Linked DNA regions of Homo sapiens: region 2 is linked to region 1. Evidence: read pairs that join two places in POLR2A ChIA-PET (ENCODE). Cell type or tissue: PC-3. All regions are shown on one strand. Links, peaks and the distances in the headings refer to the core of each region. The heading gives the core; the rest is flanking DNA. Region 1 overlaps CACNA1A (calcium voltage-gated channel subunit alpha1 A). Region 2 overlaps LOC105372284 (a long non-coding RNA gene).

What was found. ChIA-PET counts read pairs that join two places held together with the same protein. Peaks named below come from ENCODE experiments on the same cell type or tissue, not always from the same donor. Only the 100,000 strongest peaks of a DNase experiment are listed, where the experiment ranks them.
Region 2: POLR2A ChIA-PET joins it to region 1 with 10 read pairs; 2 of 35 experiments call an interaction of 5 or more read pairs at or near these places.

What each region holds. Positions count from the first base shown.
Region 1 is chr19:13,224,670-13,232,995 of GRCh38, forward strand. CACNA1A (calcium voltage-gated channel subunit alpha1 A) reads right to left here. Exons shown (of 47, transcript NM_001127222.2): 35 at 7,041-7,191; 36 at 5,413-5,540; 37 at 2,762-2,858; 38 at 1-103. Among named protein-coding and RNA genes, the nearest start is that of IER2, 78 kb to the left of the region's middle. RefSeq lists enhancers at 132-633, 634-1,133, 1,656-2,157, 6,355-6,855, 6,856-7,356. In PC-3, for the core only: a CTCF peak has its summit at 4,122; no DNase peak of the experiment used is centred there; H3K4me3 peaks cover 323 bases; H3K27me3 peaks cover 691 bases.
Region 2 is chr19:13,713,444-13,721,769 of GRCh38, forward strand. LOC105372284 (a long non-coding RNA gene) reads right to left here. Exons shown (of 7, transcript XR_001754028.1): 2 at 3,733-3,796; 3 at 927-990. Among named protein-coding and RNA genes, the nearest start is that of YJU2B, 30 kb to the right of the region's middle. In PC-3, for the core only: CTCF peaks have their summits at 4,156, 5,474 (motif pointing left) and 7,990; DNase peaks (open chromatin) are centred at 4,098, 5,468 and 8,008; H3K4me3 peaks cover 797 bases; H3K27ac peaks cover 1,441 bases.

The sequences.
Region 1 (8,326 bases), core at 174-8,173:
TGGCAATCTTGATGTCCAGGGCTGTGCGGATCAGAGCCATGAGGGTGGAATTGAAGTGGACGGTGTTGTCATCTGCGACGGGCAGGTCCATCCGCAGAAGCCGCTACAGAAAACCCAAGGCAAGCGCAGTCATTCCCAGGCATCCCTCCTGGGTCTCCCGTGAGCCGCGCCCGCCCCTACCCAGGGAGTCCCAGGAAGAACTCTGAAAGCTGTGGCGGCTGAGGTGTCTCTTACTTAGGTTACCTGTCCCAGTACTCAGTTTCTCTTGGTGGCCCGCAGGGAGGGCACAAAAGGCTCTCTTGTACTTCTGGTCCCCTGCCCTCTCCTTTTTTCCCCCACCTGCTTGACCTGAGAGCTGGCATTTCCAGGGTTTGCCTCAACCCTTGCCCCACCCCCGCCCTGCCCCAGAGTTCTTCTGGATGGCCCCGTTTCAGTCTGACCCCAAAGAAAAAGAGCACAAGCTGGATTTGAGCAGTGCATGCAACAGCCAAGGCTGAGGGGGCCAGGACCACAGCCGCTGGTGGGGGGTGCCACTGGCTCCCCACACCCAATCCCTGGCTTGGCCCAGACCAGGACAGAGCAGATGGGCACAGACCACATCATTCCTCTGAGAAGCAGCAGGCAGGCAGCCCCCCACTGACGGGGCAGGCCCCTCGCAGGCATGCAGCGAGGCTGTGACACAGAACAGCACAGACAGGGGCGCATGCAGACGGAATCTCGAGACTCATTCATAGCTCCGTGGGAAGTGTATCTCAGGGGCATGTCCAGATCTTGGCTCTCTGTGCAATGGCAGGGGGAAGGGGTGAGGGGCACTCCCTTCCAGCCCAGGGAAGAAAAGATTCCCCATGTCCCAGGCAGGGGCTCTGTCCACCATGCTTGGTGGCATGGGAGAGGATGCTGGGCTGGTGTGCACCAGCCCAGGCTGAAGTGGCACAGAGAAGGGGGGTGAGGGCAACTTGGGTGGGGATTCAGACACAAGTGGGCAGGAAACACAGAGTTGAAGATGGGGAGGGGTATGGTAAATCCAGAGCAGGACACTGGAGGGGACACTGGGGGTAGGGTGGGGAAGGAGGTGGGAAATAGAGAAACACACATAGACTGGGCCACTGTGCACAGTTGTGCAGGTTGTACACCGCACAAAGGGCTCCCATCTTGGAAATGATAGATTTATGTACTTATTTATTAATTAAAATATTTTTTCTTTTTGTAGAGATGGGGTCTCGCTATGTTGCCCAGGCTAGTCTCGAACTGGGCTCAAGTGATCCTCCCGTCTCAGCCTCCCAAAGCACTAGGATTACAGGCATGAGCCACCACGCCCAGCCCCCGATTTGTATATTAAATATAACAGCTTCCCAGGTGATAGAAAAAAAGTGTCTTGTTCTCACCACATTGGTAGATTGCAACAATTTTCCAACAGGCATGTTCTGTGGAAAGGGTGCCTTTTTCAAATTTGCACAAAGTTGTCTTATGGACCCATGGTGGTCCTGCACAAAGACCAGGAGAGGAAGGGCTCGCCCTCCCTCTCTTGCACATGCGCACACATTCATCTAAGCAGAGACTGAGAGAAGCGACTTGAGGAAAACCGGGGGGGGGGGGGGGGGCGGCAGGGAGGGGCACAGAGCGACAGGTGCCAGGAGAGGCTCATTGTCTGAGATGCTGGTGGGACAACCTTGTCCCCGGCTTTGATTGAGAAGGAGGGGAGACATATAGGTTAGGTGAGGAGGGGTGCACAGAGGAAGGAAAGGAATGAGGTGGCAACACGGGGCAGGTACAAATAGCATTGATGGATAGGGACGCAGGGAAGATCAAGGTGGATGGGAGAATAGGATGATGGGGTAATACTTTTTGGGTGGGGAGAATCTTTAAAGGTCATCCCTGAACTTCTTGTGGATGAATGGAGGGAACAGAGCATCTGTCCTTGGGCACCAAGGGAGATTCCAGGACAGGGATCTGGAGGGGTGGCCCGGGCCAGCCGCTTGGCGGCAGGACGCTCGCTCTCTCAGCCAGCATGCACCACCCCCCGTCGGCCATGGTGCCTGCCCGCCCCAGGCCCCGCCAAGGCAGCGTGCATGGCCTGCATCAGTGTGCCACCGTCCAGGGGTCCAGCTGCGGCCGCCTGCCCACTCTGGAACAATGGAGAGGCATGTTGGGGTGTCTTGGGGGGATTAGGGACGGGGGCTGGGGACGAAACTCCAGGGGAAGGAAGGGAGGGGAAGAGAGGTTCTTGGTGCTCCTTGGAAGGTCTCGAATCCCCAAGGCCCTAGGTCAGAGATCAGCTTCAGGTGTGCGTGGCAGGGGCGGGGACCCGGGACCTCGCCTGCTTTCGGGGGCTAAAGCCCCTCTCTGCAAGGCGCCTGCCCCAGCCTGGGCATGGGGGCCGCTCTGGGTGGGCAGAAGTGGGAAGCATGGGTTTTGACTCCCTGAAGAAGCGTGTTTGTTTCCAATTTGGTACCTGGGAGACCAGGTGCAAGGGGACCTGGGCGCTCCCCTCCCCCTCCCCCCGGCATGTCGGCCATAATGGAGTCTCAAAACACGAAGACACTCATCAGAAAGGACGGACACAGTGTGCTGCTTAGAATCAAGGGATGGTCATGATCAGTTGACTCGAGAAAAGAAAAAAAAGAATCAAAAACAAAAAAGAAGAGAAACGTTGGAAAAAGAGAGTCGGCCGGGTGTTTCTGGTCAGCACTAAAAAAAAAGAAGAAGAAGAAGAAAAAAAAACCCAGTGCCTGGACGTCGGTGGTCGGCAAGGGTAGTCTACCTTGTAAGCCACTCTGGCCGGACACTTCTTCCCCAGACCCAGGGGCGGAGACATGTGTCTCAGCATCTGATACATGTCCAGGTAAGGCATGCGGCCCCTGGCAGCACCGAAAATGAAAAAAACAAAAACAAAAACAAAAAAACAAAACGGGAATGGGAACAGAGAACCAAAGGAAGAGAGGTGGGGAGAAACAGAAGAAAGAAAAAAGAAATCCACACGAGCCGAAAAAATAGAGAGAGAAAGATGCAGAGAATGATAAAATAGATATTTCAAATCAATGGAAAAGAGGAGGAAAAAAAATGGAAGAAAAGGTCAGTAAAAAAAGATTACTTCACTGCTCGGGAGCAGGGAGAGAGAGAGAAAAGAGAAAAGTCAGATTCAGCGTGGGCTCTGAGCTACAGTTCTGGAGGGATGCGGAGGGGAGGGAGAATTCTCACTTTGGAAGACGTAGAGCCATGCTTTTGTTCATTGCCTTTTTTTTTTTTTTTTTTTTTTTTTAAAGAGACAGGGTCTCTCTCTGTCGCCTGGGTTGGAGTGCAGTGGTGTGATCATAGCTCACTGCAGCCTCCACCTCCTGGGCTCAAGCAATCCTTCTGCCTCAGCCTCCCAAGTAGCTGGGACTACAGGCATGCGCCACAATGCCTGGCTAATTTTTTATAGAGAAGGGGGTTCTTGCTATGTTGCCCAGGCTGGTCTCAAACTCCTGGGCTCAAGCGATCCTCCTGCTTTGGCCTCCCAAAGTGCTGGGATTACAGGCATGAGCCACTGCGCCCGGCCATCACTGTTATTTCTACAGTTGGGTCACGTTCTCTGGTTTGGCTGAGGCTGGTCTCTGAGGGGGCCTAGGTGGGGAGCAGGGGCCAGTGCCAGGGAGGGGAGGAGGGCTAGGGGCTTTGGGAGGTGAGGGGTGGAGGGGGAGAGAGTGGAGGTGATGGTTGGGGGAGAAATGCAAAGTTACAATCCCCCAGGGGATGTATCTGATTTGGGGTGCCGTGGAGACCCCAGGATGGGCAGCTTCAGCTAAGAGCAAGCAAAGATGGCTGAAGGCTGAAGGGAAGGAGGAAATATGTTCCATGCTTTATCGAGTCTACATGACTGCATTCTGTTGGCTAAGAGAGTTTTCTAGTTTAATGCAAGAAAGAGAGATGGCTCTGTTTTTTTAGAGAGAGAGAGAGATATATATATATATATATATGAAATATATATATTGAAGAACCCCAAGCCACACTCATTCCATGGATGCTAGCAGGTTTTAGTGGAAGTCAAACCTTGCAAGCAACCCTATGAGGACATTTCTTGCCTAAGCCGAGAGGGGGAGATATTACTCGTAATAAACTGTACATATCCTTATAATGAATCCGACCGCTGAAAGGAGAAGAAAGGGGGTTAGTGCAGGCAATGGGTTCACACGGGCTCCCTGGGCACACAGCGAGGTCATGATGCCCGAGGCTGGGGTGTCCCTGGCTTGAAGGAGTGGGAGAGACTGGGGACAAGTGAAGGTCCCCAGTACATTCCCAGACACTGGGGAGACCCAGGGGTGTAGGATGTCAGTCGAGTTCGGGACTGCAGGGCACCTCCCCTGGGGCTCTCTCTGCATCTGCCTCCTCCACAGTCTACATGGGCTACAGGGGTGGGGGGGGGCTTGTGGAATAGAGGCCTTGGGGACAGCATCCAATTGCTGTGACCTAAAATCAAAAGAGGAAGAGTTAGGAACCAGCCAAAGCCCAGCCCCAGACCCACGGCTCTCCCCAGCCTCTCGGTCTCATGGAGTACTTGTTTGAGGCTATGGGAATAGCCAAGACCACCTCCTGCCCACCTTCCTCGTGACGGCCTCCTCTCTGGTGCTGAGGCCAGAGGAAGATGGGGCTTAGGCTGCTGAGGGCCCCCCAGTAATGCTTCTTCAGGCCCCAAGACCAGCCTGAACTAAATCCTCAGTTAGTGGCTGGTGGGTTCCAGGTATTCAGATAAAGCCTCTGAGTGTCCTTCAAGGCTTGGTGTTGGGTGGGCACTCAATACACGTGCACAAGGTGGAACCCACCCTCTGAAACCATTGCCCGTCAGTGGAGAGGGACCCCTCTGGTGTCTACCCAGATGGGAGCGCCCACTCCCTTTGTGGCCACAAAGATGCATGGGCCCCTGAGGCTCTGCGTCCTCCCCTGGCCTGTATGTCCTCTCACTCCCAGGTTCACGGGTCCCAGTGGGAGCTGAGTTCTGCTACTCTGATGTTGCTGCCAATCCTGTCTGCCAAGGGTAGGCCAGCCCTCCTCCCCACACTCTCAAGAGAACTGAGGCTGGGATGCTGTTGGTTTTCTCCCTGGAGCCTGGCTAATGCATCCTCACCATCTGGAGACTTCACAGTGAGAGACAGGAGAGACTCGTAGGAGGAGAGGGCTCTTCAGGACATCTCATGGTTGACGCCCTCCCTCATTTCCCAGAAAGTCCAGGGTTTGGGCAGGGTTGGCACCCTACGTGTTTAATCTGGGGTATGCAAGGGTGATGATTCTTATATCTTCTCTCCTGACTGAACCTGTGAGACCCCTGCTAGGACCCCAGGAGTTCAGTGCTCCAGAGTCTGGGGCCTGACCTAGCCCGTGTTCCAGTTCCAGGGAGAGGTGAGTATTGTGGCTGGAGGATTCGGGGTGACTTCTTACCAAGCTGCGGGGTCATACTCGGCCCAGACACGCACGTACTCATCCAGGTGGTGGGGGCCCAGGATGGAGGAGTCTCGGGTGAGGTACTCAAAGTTGTCCATGATGACGGCGACAAAGAGATTCAGCATCTGTGGGGACCCCGGGGACCAAGAGAGAATGGGGGCAGAGACCGAGGGAATGAATGAGTGAGTGAGAAGGATACAGACAGACAGACGGACAGACAGACCCAAAGACATGTACACAGAGGCCCAGATGGAGAGAGGGATAGAGAGAAGATGGGGAAAGGAAATGAGACAGAGACAGAAAGAGACTGGGGAATGGAGAGGTGATGCTCACTCACACAAGGAGGTCCAGTGAGAGAGAGATCAAGTGGAGAGATGGGGAAGAGGAAGAGAGAAACAGAGAGAGATGGAGAGAGAGAGATACAAAGAGACAAAGACTGGCCGGGCACGGTGGATCACGCCTGTAATCCCAGCACTTTGGGAGGCCGAGGTGGACAGATCACTTGAGGTCAGGAGTTTGAGACCAGCCTGGTCAACATGGTGAAACACTGTCTCTACTAAAAATACAAAAATTAGCTGGGTGTGGTGGCATGTGCACCTGTAATCCCAGCTACTTGGGAGGTTGAAGCTGAAGAATCGGTTGAACCTGGGAGGTGGAGGCTGCAGTGAGCTGAGGTCTCGCCACTGCACTTTAGCCTGGGCAACAGAGTGAGACTCCATTTCAAAGAAAAAAAAAAAAGAGAGAGAGAGACAAAGACCAAGAATGATGGAAAGAAACAGAGTCAGTGAGAGGGAGGGGAGGCTTCTGAAACAGGGACCAACACCAAGAGAACCACTGTGACCCCAAATCCTCCCACATCTGCCCCCAACAAGGCCAAAGTGAGGTATTTCTTCCCTCGCAATGTTTTTTTTTTTTTTGTTTGTTTTTGTTTGTTTTTGAGACAGGATCTCATTCTGTCGCCCTGGCTGGGGTGCAGTGGTGTGATCATGGCTCACTGCAGCCTCGACCTCCAAGGCTCAAGTGATCCTCCCACCTCAGCCTCCTGAGTAGCTGGGACTGCAGGTGCACAGCACCACGTGTGCAGCTAATTCAATTTTTTTTTTTTTTTTTAAAGAGATGGGTTTCACACCATGCTGTCCAGGCTGGTCTTGTATTCCTGGGCTCAAGTGACCCTCCCACCTCAGCCTCCCGAAGTGTTGGGATTACAGGCATCGGCCACTACGCCCAGCTGAAATATTTCATTGAGTCTCAAATGGGGGAATTCTGGCCCCCACTCCCAACCCCACCCCCACCCCCTGGGGGCACCTGGCAATGTCCGGAGACATTTTTGGTTGTCACAACAGGAGGAACGGGTGGCGTGTGCTGCCAGCATCTGGTGGGGGGAGGACAGGGATGCTGCCATACACTGCAGTGCACATGATGGCCCCACCCCAAAGAATCAGCCACCCCCAAATGTCAACAGTGCTGAGTTTGAGACGCTCAGGGTCACCTGATCCCAGGCTGGTTCAGAGAAGCCTTGGAGGGAACAAGCCTTCGACACAGCCACATTCCACAGAAACCCACTCCCCTGAAAGGAAGCCAGGCTTAGGGAGCCCAGACGGCCCTCACAGTGTCCACAGACTCACCAGAAACGAGCAGAGGAAGATGAAGGAAACAAAGTAAAAATAAGCAAATTCATTGCCACACTCTCGAGTCAGGATGCCAGAGTTCTTATCACACGGTTTCCCGCTGAGGCAGGAAAGCATGATGTTGTGCCAAGCTTCCCCGGTGGCACTCCTGAGGACAGGGAGAAATCAGAGACTCGGACACCCAGCCCTGACTGGGTACCAACGCCTCCCCAGGAGGTGGAGCACACACGTTGAGCACTTGGGCTCTGGAGCTGGCCAGGCAAGCCCCAGGTGGACCACCTCCTTTTACTGGGAGCTGAGAGAAGGGAATTCACATTCTTGGCTGTGCACTGAAGTCCACAGAGAGCTTTGAAAAAATACCAATGCCCGTGCCCCACCCCAGCAGACTTGGATTCAGTTGGTCTAGGGTGGGATTTGAGGACACTGATATGTTTTTTTCTTTTCTTTTCCTTCTCTCTCTCTTTCTTTTCCTTTCTTTTCTCTCTCTCTCTCTTTTTTTTTTTTGACAGGGTCTTGCTCTGTTACCCAGGTTGGAGTGTAGTGGCACAATCACTGCTCACTGCAGCCTCAACTTCCCAGGCTCAGGTGATCCTCCCGCCTCGGCCTCCTGAGTAGCTGGGGACTACAGGCACACGCCACCACTCCTGGCTAATTTTTAAACTATTTTTTTTTGTAGAGATGGGGTTTCACTGCATTGCTCAGGCTGGTCACTGTTATGCTTTAAAAGCTCCCCTCTTGGCTGGGCGCGGTGGCTCACACCTGTAATCCCAGCACTTTGGGAGGCTGAGGTGGGTGGATCACGAGGTCAGGAGATTGAGACCATCCTGGCTAACATGGTGAAACCCTATCTCTACTAAAAATACCAAAAATTTGCTCGGTGTGGTGGCGCTCACCTGTAGTCTCAGCTACTTGGGAGGCTGAGGCAGGAAAATCGCTTGAACCCAGGAGGCGGAGGTTGCAGTGAGCTGAGATCGCGCCACTGCACTCCAGCCTGGGTGACAAAGAGGGAGATTCTGTCTCAAAAAAAAGCAAAAAAAAAAAAAAGCTCCCTTCAGGCCGGGTGCAGTGGCTCATGCCTGTAATCCCAGCACTTTGGGTGGCTGAGGCGGGTGGATCACCTGAGGTCAGGAGTTTGAGAACGGCCTGACCAACATGGCAAAACCCCGTCTCTACTAAAAATACAAAAATTAGCTGGGCGTGGTGACGGGCACCTATAATCTCAGCTACTCGGGAGGCTGAGGCAGGAGAACTGCTTGAACCTGGGAGGCAGAAGTTGCGCCGAG
Region 2 (8,326 bases), core at 229-8,228, 490 kb after region 1:
GATCCACACTCTGTGTGCCGTGGGACTTTGCTGTTATTCTCACCAAAAGCAGAACCCTTGCCTCTTGACTTTGGGCTGTTTGGGCTGTGGGACCAGCTTTGCTCAACAGGTAACCAGTTCCAAGCATCCCTCAAGAAGCCTCCCATGTCTCCACTTGGCTTATCTCTGTCATCATCATGAGGGAAGCTTCCTCCCAAGAATGATTATTCCTTTGGCCGAGGCCTCAGAATGAATACATGCCAGCCAGGCACAGTGGCTCACGCCTGTAATCCCAGCACTTTTGGAGGCCAAGGTGGGCGGATCGCCTGAGGTCAGGAGTGTCAGACCAGCCTGGCCAACATGGAGAAACCCCATCTCTACAAAAAAAAAAAAAAAAAAAAAGTCGGGCGTGGTGGCAGGTGCCTGTAATCCCAGCTACTCAGGAGGCTGAGGCGGGAGAACCACTTGAATCCAGGAGGCAGAGGTTGCAGTCAGCCGAGATCACACCACCGCACTCCAGCCTGGGCAGCAGAGTGAGACTATGTCTGAAAAAAAAAAAAAGAATGAATACATGCAGAATTGATCTAAACCCAACCTGCAGAGAGAGGCCAAAGCATGCATCAAAGCTGTCCAGCTGGTCCCCACCCACATCAGCCAAGTCCTCAGACATGTGGGCAAAAATAAATGATTGCTACTTTTGGAATAGCCATCACAATAGCCCATATGCTGGGCTGTCAAGCAAGTCTCAACAAATTTTGTAGAACTGAGATCCTACAAAGTATGAGCACAGTGGAATTAAACTAGAAGTCAACAACAAAAAAGATAACTAGAAATTTACAATTGTTTGGAAATTTAACCACACATCCCTAAATAACTCCTAAGTCAGAGAAAAAAAAAATCACAGTGGAAATAAGAAAATATTTTGAACTGAATGCTAATGAACATACCTGAAAAAATGCTGTGGGATGCAGCTAAAGCAGTGCTGAGAGGAAAAGGCATAGCTTTGAATGCCTGTATGAAAAACGAAAAAAAGCTTAAGGTATTGTTATTTCAAGATACTGAGTTTTGGGGTCTCTTTTCTTGTGCAGCAATAGCTGACTGCTATGATAAGTAGCATTTATACTGCATTCATTATGTGGCAGACCCAAGTAAACAGAACCACACAGGTTATGTGAATGGCCAGTAAGGAGTAAAGTCAGAATTCAAATCCAGATTGGCTCTGGCATTAGGCTCTCAGCACTGTGCTATACTTCTCCTAGAGGAGAAACCTAACAATCACGACATTGTGATAAATGCTATTAATTCATAGAAGTGGGTGGACCTAACTCGGAGGATTGGAAAACACTTCCAGAAAGAAGTGATGCTTGACCTGACAGTTAAGAGAAAGTGAAGGCTGTTGAAAAGGTTATGCAGAGGCCCATGGGCATGAACGACATAGCCCATAGTTCAGTGTGGCTGGCCCATACAGTGAGCATGACTTGTGTCAAAAAATGAGAATGAAGATGTAGTCCAGATCTGATTCAAGCCTGTCTAAAGAGGGAGATGATCTGATTAGATTTGCACCTCAGGAAGATCCATCTGTAGTATGTGGAGGATTGGAAGAGAGATATGATGCAAAAATTCCAGTTAAGAGGCCATGAAAGGGCCGGGCACTGTGGCTCACACCTATAATACTAGCACTTTCGAGGGTTGAGGCAGGCAGACCACTTGAGGTCAGGAGTTTGAGACAAGCCTGGCCAACATGGTGAAACCCCAACTCTACTAAAAATACAGAAAAAACTAGCCGGGCGTGGTGGCGGGTGCCTGTAATCCCAGCACTTTGGGAGGCCAAGGCGGGTGGATCACGAGGTCAGGAGATTGAGACCATCCTGGCTAACACGGTGAAACCCCGTCGCTACTAAAAATACAAAAAAAAATAGCCGGGCATGATGGCGGGCGCCTGTAGTCCCAGCTACTCGGAAGGGTGAGGCAGGAGAATGGTGTGAACCCGGGAGGCAGAGCTTGCAGTGAGCTGAGATCACGCCAGTGCACTCCAGCCTGGGCAACAGAGCGAGACTCCGTCTCAAAAAAAAAAAAATACAAAAATTATCTGGGTGTGGTGGTGCACACTTGTAGTCCCAGCTACTTGGGAGGCTGAGGCAGGAGAATTGCTTGAACCTGAGAGGCAGAGGTTGCAGTGAGGTGAGATCGTGCCACTGCACTCCAGCCTGGGCAACAAAGTGAGACCTTGTCTCAAAAAAAAAAAAAAAAAAAAAAAGAGGCCATGAAAGCATTGATAAAGACTCTCTTTTTCTTTCTTTCTTTTTTTTTGGGAAACAAGGTCTCACTCTGTCACCCAGGCTAGAGTGCAGCAGTGATCACAGCGCTCACTGTAACCTCGACCACCAGAGCTGAAGCGATCCTCTTGGCTCAGCCTCTTGAGTAGCTGGGACCACAGGCATGCACTACTATGCCCGCCTAATTTTTTTATTTTTATTTTTATTTTTGGTAGAGATGGGGGTCTCTCTATTTTTCCCAGGCTGGTCTTGAACTCCTAGGGCTCAAGCAAGCTTCACACTAGCCTCCCCAAGTGCTAGGACTGCAGGCATGAGCCACCCATGACTCCTCTTTTCAACTAGGCATCATTCTTGGATCCTGTCCTTAGCCTGCTTCTGTCAGTCTTGGCAAAGAATCCTGCTAAATTATACCCCAATCCTTAATATTTTATCACCCTGGCCAGCCTTCAGCAAGAATCCTTAAGTTAGCATCTTAATCCATTTGGGCTACTCTAACAAAATAACATAGATTGAGTGGCTTAAAAGCAACAGAAATTCATTTCCCACAATTCTAGTGGCTGGGAAGTCCAAGAGCAAGGCACCAGCGCATTCAGTGCCTGCTGAGAATCTGCTTCTTGGTTCATAGATGACCATTTTTTCATTGTGCCCCCACATGGTGGAAGGGTTGAGGGACCTCTCTGGGATCTGTTTGATAGAGGCATTAATCCCATTCCTGAGGGCTCCAGTCCCATAACTTTATCACCTCCCAAAGGCCCTGCCTCCAACACCATCACATTGAGGATTAGGTTTCAATACATGAATTTGGGCCTGGCACAGTAGCTCACGCCTGTAATCTCAGCATTTTGGGAGGCCACGGCAGGTGGATCACCTGAGGTCAAGAGTCCAAGACCAGCCTGGCCAACATGGCAAAAACCTGTCTCTACTAAAACTACAAAAATTAGCTAGGCGTGGTGACATGGGCCTGTAATTCCAGCTACTTGGGAGGCTGAGGCAGGAGAATCACTTGAACCCGGAAAGCGGAAGTTGCAGTAAGCTGAGAATCATGCCACTGCACTCCAGCCTGGGCAACAGGGCGAGACTCCATAAAATTAAAAAAAAAAAAACCAAAAACATGAATTTGAAGGAGACACAAACATTGTCTACAACAATGGTTTGGCAAGAATCCCCCTATCTGCCGAGTGCAGTGGCTCATGCCTGTAATCCCAACACTTTAGGAGGGAAAAGCAGGAAGATTGCTGGAGGCCAGGAGTTCAAGAGCAGCCTGGGCAACATAGTAAGACCCTGTCTCTATTAAAAATAAAAAAGAATCCCCCTATGCTTGATGTTTCCTCTTAGTCATTTTTCACCCACTAAACCCTTCACTCTGCTCATCGGCTGTAAATGCCAATCTGTCTTTGCTGTTTTGGAAACTGAGCTCATTTCTCTGCTGAAGTCTCTTTTCCCCTATTACAATAGTACCGAATAAAACTGTCTTTACCACTTTTAACCGGTGTCCAGCTCTGTCTCTTCGACAGCATCCAGATGAGTCACAAAGACCTGAACTAAAGCATTAGCAGTTAGGATCCATCAAGCATTTCTTTAGGATTTATTGTTTTAAGTCCTCAGATTTTGTCTAAGGCAATGGGAATGTAGCAAGCAGTAAACACAACAGGCAAAAATCCCTGCCCTGGGCCGGGTGAGGTGGCTAACGCCTGTAGAAGTGGCAGAAGTTCCATGCACCCAGACTGCCTCCCACCTCAAGTATCAGCCACAGCAACTCATTTTTCTGCCTCGGAGCTTTTTTGCAGCTATTGAAGGCTGTCTGCGTGCAGATGCTGCCAGAAGTTAGGAAGAGATAAAGCCCCGAGGAGGTAACGCTCAACCAGTGCAGAGTCAATAAATGAATGTGTCACTCCCCACCCTCATCCGCTTGGGGGACTATTCTGACTTTTTTTCTGCACCATTTACTTGCAGGAGTAGCTCAATAATGCACTCTTCATTGGCTTTTCCTCCTAACCTGTCTGCCTCTTCCAATATCCCTGTTACTGCTTCCTGAAACCATTTTCCAAATAAACTATCAGAAAAGCAAAATGAAGACGCAATCGAAGAGAACACTTGGGGCTGGGCGCAGTGGCTCACGCCTGTAATCCCAGCACTTTGGGAGGCCGAGGCAGGCAGATCACAAGGTCAGGAGTTCAAGACCAGCCTGGCCAACATGGTGAAATCCCATCTCTACTAAAAATACAAAAATTAGCCAGGCATGGTGGTGCACGCTTGTAATCCTAGCTACTCAGGAGGCTGAGGCAGGAGAATTGCTTGAACCCAGGAGGCGGAGGTTGCAGTGAGCCAAGATCACACCACTGCACTCCAGCCTGGGGGACAGGGCGAAACTCCATCTCAGAAAAAGGAAAAAAAAAAAAAGAGAACACTTGGAAAGACCAGGAGTGGACATGATGTCAAATAAAAGCAGACAGCCCAAGAATAACAGAGTGAAACAGAGGCGGAGGAAAAAAAGAATTGAGACTTAGGGGAAAGCCATTTCCCATCGTTAACTACTTTCAGGGCAAAAGGAGAAGTAATTGGAGAAGTGATTGGTTTAGTGATTTTTCTAAAAATAGTTTCTGTGTTAATTAAAATTTACAGAGAAAGCAAATCAATGTGTTCCCCTTTATCTCTGCCTAATTTCTGTCCTCCCAACTCATGAGTGGGGCTATTGAAGACATTAAAGAGAACAAAGTTGCTAAGGACATGAAAACCCATGGGAAAACATCCTTACATGAGTGAATGCCTAGAGAGCCAGCCAGTCCCACCTGTATCCATTCTAAGGCAAAGACTAAACATACAATTTATCCTCTAAAAAAATCCAGGTGGGATCAGGTGTGGTGGCTCACGCCTGTAATCCCAACACTTTGGGAGACCAAGGTGGGGAGGATTACTTGAGGCCAGGAGTTCAAGGCCAGCCTGGGCAGCATAGCAAGACCTCATCTCTACAAAAAATAAAAATAATTAGCCGGACATGGTGGTACACACCTGAAGTCCCGGCTGTTCGGGAGGCTGAGGCAGAAGAATTGCTTGAACCCGGGAGGTGGAGGTTGCAGTGAGCCGAGATTGTGCCACTGCACTTCCAGCCTGGGCAACAGAGCAAAACTCTGTCTCAAAAATAAATAAATAAAAGGCTCCTCTTGAGGCAACGCCTAAAACCTAGATGTAATGACGGAGCTCTTGTGCCCTCCCGTGGGCATCATGCCTCAGATCGGGAGAGCAGCTCTAAGCGCTCTCTGGGGAGAAGCTTGTCAGACACAAGCATGCATCTGTCAATGGAATTCCAGGCACCGAGGCCAACATTAGCATGCAAGCGAAATGCTGAAGGATGTTATGCTAAATGCAAAAGCCAGGCACAGAAAGACCAATTCCACATGCTCTCACTCCTCTATGAGATCTAAAAAAGTTGAACTCAAAGATGCAGAGAGAAGAATGATGATTACCAGGGGCTGAATGGGGAGTGGTGGGAAGTGGAGAGATTTTTGTCTAAGAGTGTAAGTTGCAGTTAGACAGGAGGAATACTTTTTTTCTTTCTGCAAGTTATGGTGTACATGAGAAATGTTTTACATGTATATAATGCATAGTGATTAAATCAGGGTATTTAGGGTATCCATCACCTAAGTCTCTCACTGTCATGCAGGCTGGAGTGCAGTGGTGCGATCTGGGCTCACTGCAACCTCCGCCTCCCAGGTTCAAGCAATTCTAATGCCTCAGCCTCCCAAGTAGCTGGGACTACAAGCACGTGCCACCACACCTGGCTAATTTTTGTATTTTTACTCGTGACAGGTATTTTTAGTAGCGACAGGGTTTCACCATGTTGGCCGGGCTGGTTTCCAACTCCTGACCTCAAGTGATCCGCCCCTCCGGCCTCCCAAAGTGCTGGGGTTACAGGCGTGAGCCACCGTGTCTGGCTGAGAAGGAATACTTTTTTTATTTGTGCAAATTATGGTGTACTGAGACATTTTTTATGTGTATATAATGCATAGTGATTAAATCAGGGTATTTAGGGTATCCAGGGTATCTGTCACCTAAGTACAATACATTTTTTTAAGTATAGTCATTCTACTCTGCTATCAAACATGGAATATGGCCGGGCACCGTGGATCGTGCCTGTAACCATAGCAGGCAAGGATTACTTTGCCTTTCACCTTTGGGAAGCCAAAGCATAAAAATTACTTGAGTCCAGGAGTTCGAGACCAGCCTAGACAACACAGCCGACAACCTTTTTTATTTTTTTGAGACGGAGTCTCACTCTGTCGCCCAGGCTGGAGTGCGGTGGCACTATCTCAGCTCACTGCAGCCTCCGCCTCCCAAGTTCAAGCAATTCCCCAGCCTCAGCCTCCTGAGTAGTTGAGATTACAGGCATGTACCACCACACCCAGCTAATTTTTGTATTTTTGGTACAGATAGGGTTTCACCATGTTGGCCAGGCTGGTCTCGAACTCCTGACCTCAGGTGATCCACCCGCCTCGGCCTCCCAAAGTGCTAGGATTACAGACGTGAGCCACCACGCCCAGCCTTCTTTTTTCCCTCTTCTATCAAATGAAACTACCTTAAGTGCAAGGGCAAGTGATTCCATCCTGGTAGCCTTACCATCTGGTCTAATGCCTGACACAAAATAAATGACCATCCATGAACAAATCGATGAGCGATTCAATTAATTGTTTACCCAGCTCAGGCCTAAATGGGAAGAGGAGGAAAGCAAAGTAGAATAATATGAGGGCACAGCAAAGGATGCCCCTACAAAACCATGCGTAGAACACCTCCCCAGAAACCCCCATACTATAGGGGTTCTGGCTATGGCCTTCAACACAAGTTTACCAACAACAGGTTTCCTTTGGGGATAATGAAAATATTCTGAAACTAAATAGAGGTGGTTAGCCGCCTGTGATCTCAGCTACTTGGGAGGCCAAGGCGGGAGGATCACTGGAGCCCAAGAATTTGAGATCAGCCTAGGCACCATAGTGAGAACTTGTCTCATTTTGTGTGTGTGTGTGTGGTTTTTTGTTTTTAAATGTTGTGGCGGTTGCATAACATTGCAAATGTACTGCCACTGAACTGTTCTTTTTAAACTTTTTCTTTTTTTTTGAGATGGAGTTTTGCTCTTCTTGCCCAGTCCTGCCTCAGCCTCCCAAGTAGCTGGGATTACAGGCACCCGCCACTACGCCCAGCTAATTTTTTGTATTTTTAGTAGAGACAGGGTTTCACCATATTGGCCAGGCTGGTCTCGAACTCCTGACCTCAGGTGATCCGCCCACCTCAGCCTCCCACAGTGCTGAGATTACAGGCGTGAGCCACCGCGCCCAACCTAAAACTTAATTTTATGTTTTGTGAATTTCAGTTCAACTTTGTTTGTTTATTGAGACAGAGTCTCTCTCTGTCACCCAGGCTGGAGTGCAGTAGCATGATCTCGGCTCACAACAGCCTCAAACTCCTGGGCCCAAGCCATCCTCCCACCTCAGCCTCCCGAGCAGCCAGGATTACAGGCACGCACCTCCACTCCCAGCTAATATTTTGTATTTTTTTGTAGAGACGAGGTCTCACTGTGTTTTCCAGGCTGGTATCGAACTCCTAGTCTCAGGTGATCCTACCGCCTTGGCCTCCCAAAGTGTTGAAATTACAGAAAACAGCCACCCTGCCTGGCTCAATTTAAAAAAGAAAAAAACTGATATACAAATTTGAAAAGTTTTGCTAAAAAGGAAAAACAAAGGCTCCCTCTGGCTGCAGTGTGGAGAATAGACTGCCCCATGAGGCGAAGTGGATTGTGATGGTCATGAGGAAGCTGGAGGGTGTACCTCAGTTCTCGAACTTCAGTTATTATACTTTCCTTAGTTCTATGACTTATGAAATATTTCTCAGCCGGGCGTGGTGGCTCAAGCCTGTAATCCCAGCACTTTGGGAGGCCGAGGCAGGTGGATCATGAGGTCAGGAGTTCGAGACTATCCTGGCCAACATGGTGAAACCCCATCTCTACTAAAAATACAAAAATTAGCTGGGCATGGTGGCACACACCTATAGTCCCAGCTACTCGGGAGGCTGAGGCAGGGGAA